Regions from separate parts of the Mus musculus genome. Here all the other regions are linked to region 5. A link is a loop called in an ENCODE intact Hi-C map of the cell type or tissue named here. Cell type or tissue: heart. All regions are shown on one strand. Region 1 overlaps Nfatc2 (nuclear factor of activated T cells, cytoplasmic, calcineurin dependent 2). Region 2 overlaps Nfatc2 (nuclear factor of activated T cells, cytoplasmic, calcineurin dependent 2). Region 3 has its middle 19 kb from the start of Mocs3. Region 4 has its middle 33 kb from the start of Gm33413. Region 5 has its middle 12 kb from the start of Mir7004.

The links. A loop is a pair of places that touch in the nucleus more often than their neighbours do. Peaks named below come from ENCODE experiments on the same cell type or tissue, not always from the same donor. Only the 100,000 strongest peaks of a DNase experiment are listed, where the experiment ranks them.
Region 1: a loop joins it to region 5, with 2.7 times the contacts of the local background. A loop is called at or near these places in 3 of 42 quality-filtered maps.
Region 2: it touches region 5 in a loop (2.1-fold over the local background); 3 of 42 quality-filtered maps call a loop at or near these places.
Region 3: it touches region 5 in a loop (5-fold over the local background); 34 of 42 quality-filtered maps call a loop at or near these places.
Region 4: it touches region 5 in a loop (6-fold over the local background); 39 of 42 quality-filtered maps call a loop at or near these places.

What each region holds. Positions count from the first base shown.
Region 1 is chr2:168,516,744-168,520,743 of GRCm38, forward strand. All of the region lies in intron 6 of Nfatc2 (nuclear factor of activated T cells, cytoplasmic, calcineurin dependent 2), which reads right to left. Among named protein-coding and RNA genes, the nearest start is that of Nfatc2, 72 kb to the right of the region's middle. In heart, no CTCF peak of the experiment used is centred here; DNase peaks (open chromatin) are centred at 1,168, 1,768 and 2,978.
Region 2 is chr2:168,523,575-168,527,574 of GRCm38, forward strand. All of the region lies in intron 5 of Nfatc2 (nuclear factor of activated T cells, cytoplasmic, calcineurin dependent 2), which reads right to left. Among named protein-coding and RNA genes, the nearest start is that of Nfatc2, 65 kb to the right of the region's middle. In heart, no CTCF peak of the experiment used is centred here; DNase peaks (open chromatin) are centred at 1,517, 2,037 and 3,407; H3K4me3 peaks cover 1,646 bases; H3K27ac peaks cover 1,698 bases; H3K27me3 peaks cover 294 bases.
Region 3 is chr2:168,247,959-168,251,958 of GRCm38, forward strand. No RefSeq gene overlaps it. Among named protein-coding and RNA genes, the nearest start is that of Mocs3, 19 kb to the left of the region's middle. In heart, CTCF peaks have their summits at 1,138 (motif pointing right) and 2,484 (motif pointing right); a DNase peak (open chromatin) is centred at 2,523; H3K27me3 peaks cover 1,986 bases.
Region 4 is chr2:168,470,923-168,474,922 of GRCm38, forward strand. No RefSeq gene overlaps it. Among named protein-coding and RNA genes, the nearest start is that of Gm33413, 33 kb to the left of the region's middle. In heart, a CTCF peak has its summit at 2,085 (motif pointing right); a DNase peak (open chromatin) is centred at 2,209; H3K4me3 peaks cover 650 bases; H3K27ac peaks cover 270 bases; H3K27me3 peaks cover 3,571 bases.
Region 5 is chr2:168,626,705-168,630,704 of GRCm38, forward strand. No RefSeq gene overlaps it. Among named protein-coding and RNA genes, the nearest start is that of Mir7004, 12 kb to the right of the region's middle. In heart, no CTCF peak of the experiment used is centred here; DNase peaks (open chromatin) are centred at 1,937 and 2,307; H3K27me3 peaks cover 2,814 bases.

The DNA.
Region 1 (4,000 bases), 110 kb before region 5:
AGAGGCTCTGTGAGCTCTGCCTCCCCCTGACCCCTTCTGCAGCCTCTGTCCTCAGAACCGAGCATCACATCGAGCGTCACATTGTCTATAGACAACTGCAGGCTGCAGGCACCAGGAGCCCTGGGAACCAGGAAACTGGGGTTTGGGGCCCTGCCCTTCACTGCTAAGTTCTGTCACCTCAAGGAAGTCTGTGGACTGCTGTGTGACTCAGCACCCCCATCCGTAGAGAGGGAAGGGAGCTGCCATCACTCCAGCTCTGCTGGGCCAGAACACCAGAAGTCTGAAGGATCTCCATGAGAAAGAGGTCCGCTGTGCCAGGAGGGTCACTTCTAGTAGCCAAGCAAGCAACGGGCCCTGCCTTGTAGACTCCATGTGGAGAGGTCAGAACTCCAGAGCACCCACTGTGTGCCTATACATGCAAGTCCTGATCTGTGTATGTTAAGACACCATTGCCCTCATTTTAGAGTTGGGGAAACTGAGTCCCCAGGTATACATCAGAGGACCGATTGGGGATTTTGATGGGCCTTCCAAAGCTACTGCCCTACAGGGCTGCAGGGCAGCTGGCTCACTAGGGCTGTTGGCACCAGGTCTTTTTTTCCCCTTTTTTTATTATGTGTTTTCCATTTTTGATGGTTTTGGACAGGGCATTATTATGGAGCGCAAGGGGGCCTAGAGCTTGCTTTGTAGCTAAGGGTGACCTTGATCTTCTGATCTTACTACCTCCATCTTCTAAGTAAGGGCAGGCATTACAGTTTGGCATCCAGTACGCTGCCCAGGTTAGCGATTAGCCAATGCTGGGGATAGAACCCAGGGCTTCATGTGTGCTAGGCCTCTACCAGCTCAGCCACATCCCAGTTCCCTCTTCCCAAGCGCTGGGGTGAGCGGCAGGCACCACCATGCCTGGCTCTGCCTATTCCTACGGATGCAAACACTCCAACTCAGGTTAACCAGGAAACTTCTTCCTGCGTGGCCAGGAATTTCCCAGAATTCCACAGGGACTGAGGATGAGCTGCGAGGACGTACTACCTCCGAGAAAGTGGCCTGGGAGTACGGTGGAGGTGGGAGAAGCGATGGCTTGAGAACCTCAGGAGACTGACCTGTGCGAAGAGGCTGGGGTACACATGCAGCTATCTGAAAATAGTGTGTTTTCTGTCTCCAGCGGGGTTTCAGAATGGCTGTCTGGCCTCTGTCTTTGGAGGCAGTTGAGAGAGGGTATGGCACCGGCCTCCAGTGAGTCACAGAGGGCAAAGGTCCCCTGAATCTTAGTCATGCCATTCAGCCTGGGGTCAATACTGTTCAGAGAAGTCCACCCCCCACCTCCAGACCCCAGGAAGCCACACCCCAGATGACAGAGAAGCAGGTGCAGGAGGGGGCGTTAGAAAGGTACCTCAGGTTCCCTCATCACGGGCACTCATGGAAGAATACTTGCTGAGCAAAAATGTTTCAAAATGTATTTTAAGCGCATACATGATTCTATTTATTAAACAAAGCCCAAAAGCGATATAGCCTTTGGGAACCTGGGAATAATAAAGTGAGTCACGGCTGCCCTCGGTGACTCATCGGTTAAAAGGGAATTCCACCACCCACGCCTCCTCTTGAAAAAAAAAAATCAATTTGCCTTCCCGACAGGTGATGGGAGCCTCTGCCATCAGACCGAGCCAAGAAAACCATCCAACAAAACAAGAAACCCGCTTCAAAAACTTTTAGTTGTAGAGCTGAGTAATTTGATGTGGGCCTGTGTCCAGTCTACGCCCCCGCGGGACACCGAGAGCCCGGGAGTGGCTTGGCCAGGGCTAGGGGCCTGAATTAAGAAGGACTTACCAGCTGAAGAATTCCAAAACCCTGTGTCACATGGAGGAACCTTCCAAAACACTGGATCACGCCAGCCTCGAGAGTCGCCTGGAGCCATGGCAACCCTGTCTCCTCAACCACACGGCTTGTGTTTTTGTGTCCTTAGATTTTTTCCTGTTTTGCAATGTTTTGCTGGGACCCCCGACTCTGCTCAGGGCCAGGGGCCAGGGGCCAGGGTTCCCAGCGAGGGCAGGAACAGCCTGGCCTCCCAGCCTGACCTTCCCTTGAAGGCTATGCATCTTTTATTTTGTAGAACACACAGGAACAGAACTATCCTCTTGACTTCTCTTTGACATGACAAGAGAAATCACTCCAGAGATCAGGAAAATGACATGCTGGGGTTCCAGATCTTTCCCCAGTTGGAGGGGCTAACCCAGGGTCTCTGGCTTGATAGCTTTGAACCTCAACTTATCTGTAAAATGGGGATAATACAGCCGCTTCTCATGGTGGGAGAGGCAATAAAGGGGGGAACACCGCTTTCCTTCAGCATGACACATGCACACTTAGTACGCACAGAGATAATTCTATAATTGTGAGTGCAGCAGCAAACAGTGTATCCCTGCTCCCAAGGAACCGACAGTCTAGTATGGGAACCAGAGGACCCAAGAGAGAGCAGACAGACAGGTGAAACACTGAGTGTCACCTGGAGAATAAAGCGTGGAAAAGGGACAGGCAAAAAGTGACATTGGGCTGGACAGTTGAGCCATGAGCCTTTGAACACGAACACCACTCAGGGAGAATGGCTTCCCAGTAAGAGGAGACACAGTATGCGAGGGAACAAGGGCAGAATGTTACAGAGCCAGCAGCACAAGCGAAGATCCTGGGGCAGGAAGGAGCACGGAGCATCTGAAGACAGAGCCAGGAGGGTTTCTCTGCAGCCGGGAAAGCCAGGGGGAGAGACGGTCAGCTGAGATCAGAGAGATGGGCAAAGGCCGAGTCTCACAGGTCCCTGCAGGTCCTACAAAGAATTAAAAATGGGACCGAAACTCACAATAATCCTTATTATAAATGCTGCTATAAATAGAACCGCACTTTCCAAAACACGGGGTTCTCCTAACTCAGGCACCCTGCAGCCCCCCGCCTTGCTGTTTTTCCACCTTCTCAGCTGGTCCTCCTGATGGGGAGGACAGTGCCAAGCCCGTTTCAGTGGACAGCTATAAAAAGCCTGCTGAGGCTCCCTCCCGGTGCCGATGACCAAACTCTGGGGCTAAGATTAGCCTGAAGCTGTCACCTTTCCTAATGGGAACAGCAGCTGGGATTCCCCTGTCTTGGAAAACTTTGGCCACCCCACCCTCCATGCAGCGCCTCCTGGCCAAGTGTCCATGGAGATAGACACAGGACGGGTTTTGGAAAAACCAACTTCAGCTACAAGGATCCCCCTGCAGGAGGTAAACCCTCAGGGTCAAAAGAGCAGACTCTGTGCTTTGCAAACAGCAACGTTCCCCATCAGGGCTGAGAGCAGCCACATGCCCATCTCAGAGAACCCCACTTCTTGGGGGGCAGGGGATACTTGGGGAGCCTTAGAAGCCTCCCTGGTCCCTGAGATCCTGGAGCTGAAGTGAAAGACACTCCCTCCGGTAAAACAGACACCATAACCAACAATTCAGCAGAACACAGGGTTCTCCACTACTACAACGAGGTTCAAGTCTATGCTTTGAGGAAGGGGAAGGACCTTAGAGCAAGCCAACCCTGGTCTGGGCTTTCATAGAGCCTGAAGCCAGACTGCCTGGACTCGAGTCTTATCCCTACCATGTACCAGCTGTGTGACCTTCAGTAAGTTGTCTAACTTCTCTGCGCTTAGAGTCTCAGCTCTAGAACTTGGGGGGAAAATAGCTCATCTGGAGGCCTATTGGACTGTCTAACCAAAGCAAATGCTGCGAACAGAGCAGAGTAGTTATTGCTCTTGACCACTGGCTTTCTGGGTGAACTCTCTTTGTTCTTCCATGGAGGAATGCAATGGTAACAAAAGGAAAGAAAGGCTTTATTCAGCTTCCCATTGTGGGTCAGAGTCCATCATTCCGTGAAGTGTCAGAAGCTTGAGGTAGTCGGTCGTCTAACATCCATAATCAAGAACAGTGATAAATGAGTGCGCTCAGGCTGCCTGTTTGCTTCTTATAGGCAGGTGGCTTTTTTTCCCCCACTCCTGGGC
Region 2 (4,000 bases), 100 kb before region 5:
GTGTGCTTCTCACTCTCAACCCTTGTTAGGCTTGCATTGTCTACATTTTGAATTTTGGAAGTTGAAGTTTTTCTTATGTTACTTAATGCTAGTATCTTTTAGGCTAAAACTATTTTCTATTTAAGAAGAGACTAATTTCCAGTTTCTCTTTGGAAACATCGTCCCTATAAGCAACGGTTTTTTTCATCTTTTTCCCCAGTGCCATTTTAGAAGCTGGCCAAGAGGAAAGAGAATGTAGAATAAAAGGATTTTCCTCGGGTGGTATAAAGAAGCCAGGTTCAAGAGCGTTGGGGTTTTTGTTTTTTTCAAGACTTGTTTTTCCTTGGTGACCAGGACCAGTGCTTGTTCTGTGGAGCTGAGGGCGTAGTCCTGTAAGCAAAGGTCTTGCTGGAGACTTGATGCTGATTTGTACATATGGAAGTTTCTCTGCAGGAAATTAAGAGTTAATAAACTTCATTAATAAATCATTTGTCAGGAAAAAAAAAAGAATCCAGGAGGAGCAGAAACAGGACGGACTGGGTCTTCATTCTCCTTTGTGCAGGGACGAGTTGACCCCCTCATGAAGGTCTCCACTGTCACATTGCTTCTTCTTACACTCTTCAACCCAGACTCTCACAGCCCCACGTGAGCTAAGGGCACACCTAGCACAAGTCTGTGGGTGATTCTGACCATAAGCTGTATACTCCCCACGACTTCATTCTCACTATGTTCCTGCTAATTTCTAGAACGTCTAAATATTCTCTCTCTCCCTGTCTTCTCCTCTCAGATAGATAGATAGATAGATAGATAGATAGATAGATAGATAGATAGTGTGTGTGTGTACCCATTGTATATCTGCCTGAGGGTGGAACCTAGGTCCTCAGGCAGGCTGGGTAAGCACTGTACCCCCAAGCACTAGGCCTTGCTACCTCTTAGGCAAACTACTACCTTTGAGCTTCTGAGTAACCCTAGGCTCTGCCCTCCACCCTATGTGAGTGGCCCCTCCCTCACCACCCAAGGTCCTATTTAACCTGGCCTCCTTTGGGAGGTTCCCTGGGTGCCCCCACCCCACTTTCTCCCATCTTCCCTCCTGCTTAGCCCTTCTCTGGAGAAAGGCTCACTTTGAGACAAGCTAGGCAGACGAGCTATCCTCAACCCCAGGAGAGAGGTCCTAGAAGTGGCCGAGTGTGGCAAGACTGGGCTTTCTTATCTCTGCTGTCTTTATCCACAATGAATGAAAGCTGGGCGGGACTCAATACTTTCAAGAACAGCCGATCTACAGGTCCCCGACTTGTTGAAATGGGAACCCTCGGAAGCAGGCCCCAGCACCCAGAGTCACCCCCTCAGCCCTATGTGGAAGTCAGGCGGCAGAAGACAACGAATAGAAGCAGGTGGGTCAACAGCCACAGAGGAAGGCTAGCGGCAGCCAGGCCCCTCCCACTCCCCTTAGGCTCCTCCCTCCCTCCTCAGCCCCGCCTTCCTGGTGAGTCAGCTTGAGCTCCTGGCTCTTCTAAGAGCTGAGGGCTGGGCAGAGGGCCAGGTCTTTCCATGCCAGGGCCCCTGGACCTCCCCATCCGGGAGCTGGGAGCCAGCCGGGAGCCTGAGCAGCGCAGCGGCCGCGTGAGGCCCAAACTTAACCCTTTCCTTCCATGTCGGACAGACATCACCCTCTTCCTCTGTCCCCAGGGCTGGTCAGCAGGTGCACTTAGGGACTCCTTAGGCTTCCACAGTGGGTTGCCCAGCCCCACGGTCCTGATGTTGTCTGCTCAGAGCCAACAGCACATCCCACCACCTGTGGGCTCCAGGATGCGCAGAGGGGCCAGGGATAAAACTGCTAATTCCTCCCACATGAGCACATCATTAAGCCTGTCTTTTCAGCGTGGGAGCCCCTTGGCTTTCTAATTGAACCACTGCTAAGGCAATTTTACTAGCAGTGAAAACAGCAGCTACAGACCCGGCTTTTCAGAATCGCCTTTGATGAAGCCGGGGTGGAGGGCTAGGGGCTGCTGGCGCTGGAGATGCCACCCCTCCCATTTTACAGGTGGAAAACCTGAGTCATGGCTACTGGGGAGACCAGCCAAGGGCTTGTAGCCAGCCGGGGGTGGGGGTGGGGCGGCAGGGCGGGGCCAGGCCCGGCTAGCTCTCTGAGGGGTGGGAGCCTGCTGTGAATCACAAAGCACTGCGCAAATGCACCGAATGCATGGATCTGGGGCAGCCTCCTCTCCCAGCAACCTGGGTACAACTGCCTGTTACCTTTCTTCCCCAAAGGGGATGGAGTCTTTAATAAAAGTGTAAGGAGAGCAAGCCAGCTTCCTAGAAGCCTCTGTGTCACACACGAGGTGTGGCCAAGCCTTCTGAATGGGATCTCACCAGTGTCTGGCTCCTCCCCAGCCCCAGCCCGACACCCCATTGGACTTCTAAGATGTAGACTCTCAGCCTCCATCCATGTCTCCTGCCTCAGGGCTGAACCGTTCTTTACTTTGGGGTCATGTCACGTGCTACTTTAGTATTCCAGGGCACCCCAAATCTCTCCTGTCTTCCCACTGGATGCCAGCAGTACTCTGCCTACCAGCTGCGACGTCTCAAAATGCACACAGACAGGGCTGCAGTCTCCTGGAGAAGGAGGAACACAAGGTCACTCCTAGCTAAGAGTAACAGTTGTAGAGATTTTGACTTAAAGGATCTGACGGTAGGACCCCAGCTGCCATTATTTAGTAAACAATCCTAATGGTCCCGGATGGCCACAGTCAGCATAATATTTGGCATCATTGCTGTGGTGGACAGGAGTCCTGCATCTGAGAGTCTCCTCTGTGCCATGGTAACAGTGCCTGCTACCCAGGTAAGCTTTATACAGACCATATGTTCACAGTAGACATGGTTAGAACACAGCTGGCAAACTACCTCATCTCAATCAAAATGTCCAGGGCGGATACATGAGTGTACAAAGGGTGGTATGTCCATTCGGAATATTATTGAGCCAGGAAAAAGGAGCAAAGTGCTGACACCTTGACAATCTCATTCTATATAAAAGGAATCAGGCACAAAAAGGCAAATTTAGTGTGCTCGAAAACGTGTAGCCTGTGGCAGTAAATGATAACCTCTCAGTGAGCTGTAGTGTGCACTACCGTCCACTATTTGGCACAGTGAGTCCCTGTAGGGGGTGGGAAACAATGCCCAATGCATGCTCAGCATGCAGGAATGTTCAGGGCTGAGCTCAACACAGGCTCAGGGTGCCGCTTCCTATTACACCAATGTGGCCTGCCTGGTCTACCAACGGCCTCTGAGGTTTGTCAGTGGCTCCCGAGCCAGAAGGCAGGTTTGCTGCGTCTCAGAATCTGCAGTGGCATCAGGCTGAGGCACTGCTTAGTAATAGTCCAGAGAAACCCGGCCACTCCCTGGGGCCCCTGTATCTGCGTGCTGTAGGCAGAGGCCAGAGGTGGACACTCTACCCTTCCTCCCGTGTGGCTTATCACACACGGTTCAGGGCTCAGTTCCACATGGCAGAGGCCACCTGAGGCAGGGAAAAATCCTCCTAGACAGCACCCCAGTCCTTGGAGAACCCCTTAGCGAAGCAAAGCGATCCAATTAGCCTCGGAGAGAGGAACTGAACAGAGGTGAGTGGCAGCTAGAGCAACCCCCCCCGCCCGCATCCCCCCCTCCCGGGACCCACAGTTCTGCCTGATGCAACTTCTACCAGCTGCTACTGCTAATTGGGGCAGCATGTAGGCCCTCAGAGGGCTCTCAGGAAGTCCCTGGCTTTCCTGGGCTTTCTCCCACAGCTCCCATAAGTCCCCAAAGCTCCCATCAGCTACTCAAAGATTCCAGGCCGTCCAAACCTTCCTATCTACAGTTCTCCAAGCAAACCCTGCCTGGGTTCAAATCCATCCTTTGGAGTGGGCTCCAGCTTGGCGACACACCAGACCCAGGCTCCGACTTAAGCTTCCAGGTGGCCCCAAGCCTCTCGATGCTGCTCCTGCCCGGTTTCTGGCACCTCATAAATTGTCTCAGGGTCCCATAGTTT
Region 3 (4,000 bases), 380 kb before region 5:
TGAGACACACAGACAAAAGACATCATGGGAGCAGAGTTCCAGCTGCTTCAAGCCCCCAAATTGGGTTTCAATTTACTCCCATTTTTTTTATCCCCAGTCTCTGGGAGCACAATTGTTGTCCTTGGGGTTTCCATACTCCCCAATTCTCCTGGTGATTGCCACTTTTATGCACGGGGTCTCCCCAGGCTCTTGCTTGGGTCACTAGGTCTGAGGGTCTCCACCTGCCACTGCCAGTCACTTCATTCACTGTCAAGGAAAGCTGGCACCCGAGGGTGACAGCAGCGGGTGACAGCAGCTTTTACATCCCTTGGCACCAGCCTCTCTTGTCATCTTAAGACTGCAGAAATGAAGCCTGCTGTCGCCAGGAGCAGAGGGGATGGTGGCAAATGCTTTCTTTAGGCGTCAGAACCACTAAGCCACCCCCAGGCATGGCACGGGACTGGGAAATGTGAGAGACACATGTCTGAGGTGGCTGCCAAGGGGACAATTCCTGCCCAAGAAGATTGGCAGGTTCAGGGTGGCATTGGGCCGTCTAAGGGACTTTGTATCTCCTTTCTCATTTATTGAGGTGGTTTCTGAGGGAACCAGGCAGGCAGCAGCTGTGACCGGAAGTGTAGGAGTGTCCAGAATCAGGGTATCAGGTGGAGAGCTGGCAGGGATCTGCTTACTGTGTCTTCATCTCATGCCAACATGCCCAGGGTATACCCCATCACTTCTCAAGCATCGACTTGTGCCCAGTGGCCCACCCTGCTCATCTTGGCCTGATGCTCTGACTTTCAGCTGGTTCCAGCTGGTCCTTTAAATTAAAGATTGCTTTTTGGCTAGTATGCCAAACAATGGGTTTCATTGAGACTTTTTTTTTTTTTTTTTTTTTTTTTTTTTGAGGCAGGGTCTCATTATATAAGCCCTAGCTGGCCTAGAACTTGCCAGTTAGTCTATGCTGGCCAGAAACCCAGAGCTCCATCTGCCTCTGCCTCTAGGGTGCTGTGATTAAAGAAGTGCACCACCATGCCCAGCGAAAGTGGCTTGTCCTTGTTTTTAGAGGAAGGAGGGGTCCTAGGCCTTGTGATTGACAGGCAGTGGTTGTGGTTAGGTTGGCGGCATGGAAAGTGGAGTCTTGGCTGTGCTTCACCCACCAGCAGGGGGTGCTGGGTCACTAGGAAATTTTTGTCATTAGGTCCCCTCAAATACTGTTTATGTCTCTTTAAAAAAAAAAAAATAAAACAACACACTTTCCACCCTTAATCCCAGCACTTGGAGGGAGAAATTTAACCTAGGCCCTACTATGTGTTAGGCATGTGCTCTACCATTGAACTGTACAACCTATATTCAAGCTCAAAGATATGTTTTATTTATTTCTTATTTATTTTACTTTATGGGCATGAGTGTTTTGCTTGCATGTATATCTGTGTACCATGTTTGTACCCAGTGCCAGCAGAGACCAGAAGAAAGTACTGGGTCTTCTGGAACTAGAGTTACAGATGGTTGTGAGCCACCACGTGGGTACTGGGAACCGAACCCAGGTCCTTTGAAAGAGCAACTGGCGATCATAACTCCTGCACCATGTCTCCAGGCCCCTGTTTTTGTTTTTGTTTTGTTTTGTTTGTTTGTTTGTTTTTTGAGACTGGGTCTTCTGTGTGTAGCCCAGGTTGGCCTTGAATTTGATTTGTAGCTGAAAACAGACTTAAAATCCTCATCTTCTACTTGTCCCATGCTAGGATTGTAGGCCTGTACAGTCATACTTGGCTAGAAAGGGACACTTGATAAACCCTACCCTCAAGTGGGAGAGTGACGGTCAGTAGGTGCAGAGAGGGTGGGGGCTCACGTTCTGCTGTGGTAACAGGTAGGAAAGAGCAAGTAAGGGGAAAGACAATGGGGTTAGGAGGGGCAGGGCGGGCAGGTTGGTAGTGTCTTTTGTAAGGAGGTGAAAATCAGCTTCCAGAGGTGATCATGGAAGAGATGTCTCAGGTCTCTCAGAGCTGGGTAAAGCTCGCACAGGCCCTAGTTTGGGGCGGACTTCTAAATGGAAGTGGGCCCAGCCTGTTAGAAAGAAAGCCAACTGAGGAAGTGGTATGCTTGTGAGTGGTGGCCAGACTTTCCCCAGCCTCCAGCAGGGCACAAAAACAAAGAGCTGCCAAGAGTTGGGTGCGGTGCACACAAGGGAGGTAGAGGCAGGAAGATCGGAAGTCCAAGGTGTTTTTTTTTTTTTTTTTTTTTTGGTTTTTCGAGACAGGGTTTCTCTGTATAGCCCTGGCTGTCCTGGAACTCACTTTGTAGACCAGGCTGGCCTCGAACTCAGAAGTCCGCCTGCCTCTGCCTCCCTTATGTAGTGAGTTTTGGGCCCAACTGGACTACACGAGATGCTCTCTTAAAAACAGAAACAAGCAATAAAACAGCTCCTACTACTTTTAAAGCGGTGTATGGAATCTGGCTATTTACAAGCAGCCTGACCTGTCCCATGTTGTAACTCTGAAAACTACCAGCAGGTGGCAGTAGAGGACAAGGAAAGCCCTTAATGCACTGGCTCCACAGGTGCGCTTCAGACCCATTGGCTGTCCAGGTCCATTAGGATACGGAGCACTGGAGAGGGAGGAGGGGGAACATGCAGATCAGTTACGGATCAAGGAAGACGTCTTAATTTGTGTTTTCATTGCTGCTACGAATGAAACACCATGACCAAGAAACAAATTGGAGCGGAAAGGGTTCATTTGGTTTACACATAGCAGTCCATCATTGAAGGAAGTCAGGGCAAGAATTCAAACAGGGCAGGAACCTGGAGGCAGGAGTCTGATGGAAAGGCCGCGGAGGGGTGCTGCTTACTGGCCTGTTCATCATGGCTTGCTCAGACTGCTTTCTTATAGAACCTAGGACCACCAATGGAGAAGGCACCACCCACAATGGGTGGGGCCCACCCCCATCAATCACTAATTAAGAAAATGCACTACAGGATTACCTACAGTCCTATCATATGGAGGCATTTTTAAAAAATAGGATTTATTTATTTCATGTATATGAATACACCATTGCTCTCTTCAGACACACCAGAAAAGGGCATCAGACCCCATTACAGATGTTTGTCAGCCACCATGGGGTTGCTGGGAATTGAACTCAGGACCTCTGGAAGAGCAGTCAGTGCTCTTAACCGCTCTTAATTGAGGTATCCTACCCTCAGATGACTCTAGCCTGTGGCAAGTTGACATAAAATTTGCAGCACAGAAGCCCATGGTATGTTCACATGCAAACCCCTCCCTCTTCCTGGGTTTATATAAAACCAGGGCAGGCATAGGGAGGTGAAGGAGAGAGGAAGTCTTATAGATGGGGCAAAGCAGCAGGGGCTCTCTCTGGGTGCCATGCACTTCCCTACTTTGGGAAGAGGCAGTGGTAGGAGAGGGGGTTAATTTTCTACTCTAGGGAGGATCAGGTCCCCTAGAAGCTGCAGCAGCCAAGACAGCAGGCAGTGACAGCAATACTGACTGAGCCCAGGGACAGCTGGGGAGACTCAGTTGTACCTGTAGCTGTTGCTGGCAGACACTCAATTTTGTTTTTGTTTTGGACAGATCTCAGACTGGCCAGGAGCTCATTAGGTAGCCCAGGCTGGGCTCGAACTCTCAGTAATTCTCCTGCCTCAGATCATGGGTGCTGGCAATCTAGGCATGTGCTACCACAGGCAGAAATCTCTCCCTGACTGTCTCTACTCTCTCTCCTTTGCTTTCTCCCCACTCTCCCCTGTCCTCTTACCTTGAAGTGAGCAGTCCTGCTCCCCATCTCCCTCACCCCCCAATTCTAGCCATGGCTTTGCAACAGGCTTAAAGCTACGGGCCACATAGTATGGATGAAAACTTCTGAAATCATGAGCAGAGAGAGACCGTCCCTCCTCCAAGCTTGTCCTCTGAGGTGTTTGGTCTGAGTGTGGGATGCTGACTTACATAGTGAGAAGACTGGCCCTGTGTACCGACTTGACCATAAAGGGACCCGCAGGCATTTGGATGCGACCCACCTC
Region 4 (4,000 bases), 160 kb before region 5:
TTTGCTTGTTTGTTTGTTTTTTAATGGTAATCCTATAAAGCAATGAGTTTCATTGTGACATTTTCCACACATGCCCTTAGGTACATTTTGCTCTTTCTCCCTTCCCCCACTACCCTTCTCGCCTCTCCCTGCCTCTCCTCTATGGATACCAACATCTTAAGCAGTCTGAGAAGCCAGGGAGCTGCTTTGAGCCCATTCCAAAGACAATCGAGCCACAAACTTGTTTTCTTCAGCATCTGTGTGTGTGTTTGTGAGACAGCCAACCCAATCAAATATTAATTGTGCAACAATGGAAGCTCCGGGGGGGGGGCTTAGCTGATCAGTGTTCCCCTCAAATGCATGAAGTCCCCTTACCCCCACGAGTTTGATCCCTAGACTGCATAAACAGTTGTGGTCCTGCATGTCTGTAATCCCTGAACTGAAAGCAAGAGGGTCAGGAGTTCAGAGTCACCCTTAGCTACACAGTGATTTTGAGGTTGGCCTGAGTGATGAGCCGATGATAGCCCAAAAAGAACAGACTAGCCAGAGTAAGAGGAGGGGCGTTGGAGTGTGTGGGTGTGGCAGCAGGTGGTACTTTGCTCAAAGGCAACAAGTTAGCGGGTTACAAATACACTGCCTTAGACAGCAGGAGTTGCTTGCTTGTCCTCTGAGAAGGTGAGAGGGTGGGGAAGAGGGAGCCACTCACTGGGAGGGCTGCAGGAGGTAGCTCATCAGGCAGATTGCTGCCATGTTCCTTAGAAGATGCAAACGCACGTGGTGATCAGGAGAGGGTGGAGGAAGAGTGAGGTTGTGAAGGGGAGATGTCTTAGTCAGGGTTTCTATCCCTGCACAAACATCATGACCAAGAAACAAGTTGGGGAGGAAAGGGTTTATTCAGCTTACACTTCCACACTGCCGTTCATCACCAAGGAAGTCAGGACTGGAACTCAAGCAGGGCAGGAAGCAGGAGCTGATGCAGAGGCCATGGAGGGGTGTTTCTTACTGGCTTGCTTCCCCTGGCTTGCTCAGCTTGCTCTCTTATAGAACCCAAGACTACCAGCCCAGGGATGGCACCACCCACAAGGGGTCCTCCTGCCTTGATAACTAATTGAAAAAATGCCCCACAGGTGGATCTCAAGGAGGCACTTCCCCAACTGAAGCTCCTTTCTCTCAGGTGGGGATCACAACCTGCAGTCCGGAAAGGAATGGAAGACAACCCCCCCACACACACACACACACCCCCACACACACCAGCCCCAGGAGCCTCGGGGTCACTTCTGAGCTGACAGAGACCTCCCCAAAGAGGTCCCCATAGTTCCCGAAACCCATGGATCTTCCACAGCAAGAGATGGTGTGAACACTGATCACAGGTGATTTGGGGAGGGTGCTTGGGCTGCCCAGGTGTGCCCTGTGTGATCATAGATTATCAGCCAAAGGAAGTTCATGGAGACCAGCTGGTGAGGCACATTGCTGGCTTAGAATATGGAGTTTCCTGGGAGCCCTGTCCCAAGGGCAGCTGTCTTATTTCCTAAGAGGCAGGAGGGGGGGTCCTCTCTGGAGGGACCTGCTGAGCATCTCCACAAACCCCACTTTGGACTTCTGGTCCCCAGAGCTGCGACTGTAAGTTTTTGACACTTTAAGCACTGCATTGTCTACAAATGTTTCCAGAACCTGTAGAGTCAGGTGGGGATTGGGGTGGCGTGGGCTCGGGAGCTGCTGGGTCTCAGAGGGGAATGTGGGGTCTTATTACCATGGGTTGTAGAAGGCAAAAAGCATTTTAGGAAGGAAAAATGTAGACAGCAGGGTCTCGGGGACTCCTGAAAGACGGGGAGGGAGGACTTGACAGCCCATGAGAAGCATAAAAAGCAAAAAGCTGGGGTGAGACCACGAGCCGGGAGATGGGAAGCCATGGTGTTTAGGATCCCAACTTAGTTTCAGCAGGGTGGGCCTCAGGAAGGGCCAGGGTTGGGCAGAATACCCTTTGGTACTCAGAGGCCCTGGGGACCACTGGTAGTATGTGAAGGGTAACTGGTAACTGCGAGCCTGGGTTTCTGGGAGCCCTGAGGTTTGAGGGCCAGGCTGCGGTGTTGCCGTGCGGCCTGCAGTGGGCGCTGTGGAGCCCCCACATCCGCTGCCTTTCTCACCTGATCAATCGCACCCCCTGGGGAAGTTCCAGTTTCACATTTGTCTAGTAAACAGCCGCTGGCTGCCCGCCCTTCCTTTACCTGCCCCATAGGAGCCATCGAGCTACAGCAGAGAGTGCTTTACAGGCAGGAGGGCCGCAGGTGACTGCAGGCTGCCGGGAGCAGATGCTGGCCTGGCAGCTCGCGGACCAGAGGGAGTCATGTCGTTATTGCTTTCTGCAGTGAAGGGAGTTGGCGCTTGCCAGAAAACAACCGCTGTGTAACCAGAAATGAACACACCAAGCCCCATGGGGCACCAGGAAGGCCTCTCTTGAGATCATTGTTTGGTTTTGAAAAATGGGTTAGATATTAGGAAGTGATTAATTTTTTTTTGTGGCTGTCTGTCTCTTGTGCATGTCAAAGCTGTTTATGATGTCTGTTTATTCAACCCCCTATCCTCCATGTACTGATGTCCTACTGTGTGCTGGGCGTGGAGAGGTAGCCCCGAGCCCAGGCAAGCACTACCCTCCTCTCCTGGGACCCACAAGATGAAACAGTCAATAAGCAAGCTGACATCTAATACCAGCACTGGCTCAGCATGTAGGGCGCCTCACGGGGTACCTTGCCACTGGGGAGGAAGAGCCAGGAGCACTTCCGGAGTTCGGAAGTGGGCACTTCCGGTACTAAGAAAGGAGAACCAGAACTGGGAGATGTGGTCTGAGAACAAGGGAGGCAAGCTGTGTGAGTGGAGATGGGGAGGAGGGAGGATGGCTGAGGATGCTACCTGGGGTCCGGATCTAAATGCTAAGGCCCATGAGGTGCTTTGCCTATAGGCAGAAGGGGATGCGAGGTATCTTGAGACTTGGTCTGGCTCTGCTGTGGGCAAGATGGGTGGGAAATAACCGGGAAACTTGAGAACTACCATGTCATCCAGGCAGATGAGGGGAGGTCTCTGGGTACCGTGGGAGGAGGCGACAGACACCTTAGAGACAGAGCCACAGAACTCGCTGATTTGTAGGAAATGGGGCTGTGAGAGCTCAGGGTGACCGCAATATTGTCCCTTAAGCAACTGTTTGGATGGTGTTGCTGCAAGCTGGTGGAGAAGGGAGGGGTGGAGACCAGGAACTGGGGAATCTCAGGCATGTTAACTAGAAATGCCCTGTGGCTGGCACAGTGAAGTCATGCAGATGTGTCCACATCTGGAATCTTCTAAAGGAGTCTGAACTGCCCTGTTCAAAAATGGTCCTGGGAAGCCTGGCCTATGTGGCCTTGTGTCACTAGGCACAAAGGCCCTGAGATAGAATCTTGTGGGTCTACACTGCTCCTGGTGGGGCGCTTGAGGGACCTTGGCAAATTTGTCCTAGAGGTTGTGGTTTACTGTCCCTCCTCAAAATCTGGCTAAGTACAGTATAGTCCCTGCAGTACGTTTGATGGCCATGATGGCACTGTGCACTTTCTGAGTATAGAATCTGCAGGAAAAAGGAATTCTTAAAGCAGCTGGGCTGGGGCAGTCTCCTTGGCTGTACCTCTAGGTTGGGCTGTGTACACACAACCTCACTTCTGGGTGCTACCAGGAAGTTGGGGCAGGTGGGCTCAGAGAGGCGGTCTAGGGAAAAGTTTAGTCCAAACCTGATGTTTGTACCACAGAATGTCATGAGGGTTACAAGCCAGTCCCCTCTGCCTCCTCCTGGCTGTGGCCTTCACTTTCAATTACTAATGACTCTTGTGGTTCCGCCTTCTTGCTGTTTGAGAGTCAACCTGGTTCTGTGCTTCCTTCTGGTCTATGACCCCAAAGAGGCTGCGCCGGTGTCTGTCCTACTTTCTCTCTGAAGCCTTCTGAAGCCCCCACTTGCTACCAACCCAGAGTCATGCCTCCCCTGCTGTAACGCTGCTGCTGC
Region 5 (4,000 bases):
GCCCAGCCCCGTTGGAATCCGCAGGGCTCTGGGTGTCATTAGCGGCTCCGATTTGCCTCTCTACAAATCTGTTTCATATATAAGGACAAACGAGGACACATTCTTGCCCGTCTTTAGGACACTTGCTGCATTCTTCCCGAAGCCGGCTCTTCTTTCTTCAGGGGAGGGGGGTGGGTAATCTGAATGCGGCCTGGGCGCCGCAGTTCTGACTGCACAAGGCTTTGCCTTCGAAACTTGACCCAAAGGAGCACACTAGGGACAGGGACACACTCGGTGGGGGTTTCCTCTGCATGTTCTTCCTATATGCCATGTTTAGTTCCAAGAGGCTGATCAGCTCTGCATCAGAACTTGAGAAAGAAGCCACCTCAGCCGCCAGCCATCTAGGCCGAGCAAGGCTCTTTCATGTATGCCTAGAAAGCAAGCACATGTCTCATCCAAACTCTCCATTTCATAGTCAACTGGGCTGACATGCAACACCTGGTCTGGGCAGGACAGCCTGCAGAGGGTCTCATGTGAGGCCCCCTGGTTAGGGGTAGAGGTGGGACAAGGAGGGAAGAAGAACAGGACACAGCTCAAGTGCAGAACGCTATGTCTAACGCTATAGACCTCCTCGGCCTGGAGGCCAAGTTCTACATCTCAGCTCTCCTCCCGTGAGCCTTTCCAACATGCCTCGTGCTTCCTACCCCAGGGCCTTTACACATCACTGCTGGAACACTCTTCCCTTCTTTCCAGGTCCAGGTAGCTGATTTCCAGCCTCTCTCTGCCCCTCATCACCTCCCATCCATTACAGTTCCCCTAGATCTGTCTTCTTTATCAACCTCATCTCCACCAGGTACTGGAATTGTATCTGTTGGTGGACTGCATGCCACACACACACACACACACACACACACACACACACACACACACACAGAGAGAGAGAGAGAGAGAGAGAGAGAGAGAAGAGAGAGAGAAATGGTGTCATTCCTCCAAGAACAGGATTAGTGTTTCCTCACACACAGTAGGTACTCTGTCTCCACAGGGTAGAAAAAAATAGTACCCAAACTTCAGCATAATCTATCCACCCTCCGCCCCTCCTCCACTTTCTTTATGCTGGACTTCCCAGTCTTTCTCAAAGGAAAGACCCCCCAGGTTGATGGCCCAACAGAGACAATCTAATCTCTCTCTCTTCATTCTCCTCTGAACTCAGAACGTCAAGTTCTCCATATGGACAGACAGAGCCCATAGCCACACGCAAAGAAAGGGACCTGGCTTGTGCCCAAGCCCAGGTCGTGGGTGACTTCATGGTGACTCAGTTACCCTGGCTTCTAGGGGAGTCTGTTTCAGACTCAAACCTCACCGTGTAAGAGAGGGTGGAGCTCTGCCCTGGCATCCAGGCCAGCAGGCAACAGTCGGTAAAGATGTATGGAACAGGTCACTCATAAAAGAGGGGGGCAGGGCGGGGAGAAACCCCAGCGCTGGGCTTTGGAGGAAACCCGATCTGGTACTTCGTGATCCTCCAAAAATTCACCAGCCCCCCAAAGTGCTGAAGCTGCCCCTCCAACCGCAGCCACATGGGGATGAAACCAAATCCCATGGAAAGATTTGGAAAAAAAAAAATTATGCAATGTTTGGGTGAAAAAAAAAAAAAAGGCGGGGAAGTAAGAGGAGGTATCAGGGAAGGGGGGAAAAATAACCAACTCAACTTTTTCCCAGAGCCCAACAGGGTTATTTCTGTCTTTTAATGATAGATTCCCCATGGCTTCTAGGGTAGTTTGGAGAGGCACGAAGGCGGGGCCCGCTAGGTTATGTAACCCATTTAAAGTCGGAAATTAGCAAGGCCTGAATGAATCCTGTTACTGTATTCCGACTTCTGGAAAGCCTGGAGCCCGACAGTTCTATTTTGAGGTGAACCAATCCATCACTCCCAGGTCACCTCACAAACACCACCAGGCCGCCTGTCACCCTGCAAAGTTTCATAACAAAAACAGCTGAAGTGCTCAGGGTATCGGAACATTGTGTCTCTAAACCAAATCACCCCAACAGGGAGTTGGCATGGCTGCCAGATGCCGGTGGCTCAAAAATGCAAATAGTTAATACCAAATTAATATTCATCGCCCGTACCCTCCCCTCTGCTTCCCGGCCATGGATTTTTTTAAAACATTATTAAGCACAGCAAAATAGTCTATATATCAACACGAAAAGAAATGTCTGTCTTTAACACTGCCTTGGGCCACGAAATAAACTCTGGAGGCCTGAAGGAAACTTGGGCAGCTCTAAGCAGGGCACCCATGACTTTCAGTCCTCGTGTGCCCCCTGGTGGCTGAGATGTGCAGGGGCGGCCAGGACAATATATCTCCTGGCAAGGGGGCCCTGAACTTCCCACCTGAGGTGCATGGGACCACTTTGCCCAGGGCATTGCTGCTGGTGCCAACAGCTAAGTCACCATTTTTTATCTGACACACGATGAAGAAAGTCCTTCCTGGGACCACACTGCTGACTAGACTGGCCAGCTGGATATTAGAACGTGCTTCCACACACAGGCCATTTTACAGGGTTATACAGGTGGCAAACGGGCATGGGCTCATTAGGCTGTGCAAGTTCTTTGTCATTGGTGGTCACATCTTAGTATGGGGTTCCCTGTGCACCCAGACCTCTGCCCACTGGGAGCCAGAAACTACTGAGTCACTGGAAGATAGCTTCTGACAATGTCACACATCTCCCAGGGACACAGTCTCCTCTGACTTAAGGCTCGATACGCTAAGGAGATACCAAATTCTTTGTTTTTAAACCTCCCGTGTACAAAGACAGAAGTGTGTTCCTGATGCTTCCATCCTCTGACTGAAAACAAAGAGAAACAGAAAACCTTTCGTGTCGCCTGTTCAAACGTGACGCTTCGGGCTTTTTTTTCATTTTTATCCATCAGGTTTGAAATCTGACATGTCACACAGTGAATCATGGTGTAGGGTAAGAATGGATGTGCACGGAGCATGGTGGCACATGCCTTTGATCCTAGCACCAGGGAGGCAGAAGAGGATGGGTTTCTGTGAGTTCAAGGCCAGCCAGGGCTATAAAGAGAAACCCTGTCCTAAATAAGCAAATAAATAAATAAAGCAAGGAAGCATTTGAGCATGTGCAGGTGCGTGTGTATGTGTGCACCTGTGTGTGCACCTGTGTGCACACCTGTGGGTGCAGGCCAGGAGCTCATGTCGACGGCCTCCCTCCCTGTTTTCACTTTATTTTTGAGACAAGGTCTCTCACTGAACCTGGAGCTGATTCAGACTGGATGGCCAGTGAGTCCCAGTGATCTCTCTCTCTCTCTCTCTCTCTCTCTCTCTCTCTCTCTCTCTCTCTGTGTGTGTGTGTGTGTGTGTGTGTGTGTGTCTCCCCCTCCCTCCCTCCCCGCCCCCACCCCATCCCCAGCTCGGCTATGGATCTATGGATGTGTACAACTATCTGGCTTTTACGTGGGCTCCTGGGATCTGAACTCAGGTCCTCAAACTTTCACAGCAGCTGTGTCCCTAGCACCCCAAACAACCTTTAACTGGGAAGTTATTCATGCTTGTTTTGCCCTGAGAGAGGCACACAACAGAAGCATGGTCGGACCTCCCTTGTGTTTCACCACCCATCATACATTAAAGGGACCCCCAAAGGCAGAGAGAACACAGCTTTATTGGCCAGCAGTAACAGACCACGCTGGTAAACAAAGAGAGGGATCGCCCAGAAACTAAGCCAATCACAGGTGTCACCACAGAACCAAGAATTCGAAGCATCTGGACATTCCTGCTAAATAAATGAAAACGTGCTGTGCCCACGTGTCTCTACTCTGATCAGAAAGTCATGTCCCGGTGAGCACCTAGCTCACCCACACACACGGCAGCCCACCAAGGAAGGAATGAGGTTCCCGGGTGAGTGAGCCTGTGGACCCCAATCTCACTGCCGCTAGTCTAAGTACCACATGCCCACCTCACCCACAAACACAGCAGTCACTGACACAGCCCCGCCTGCACTGAGGAACCTG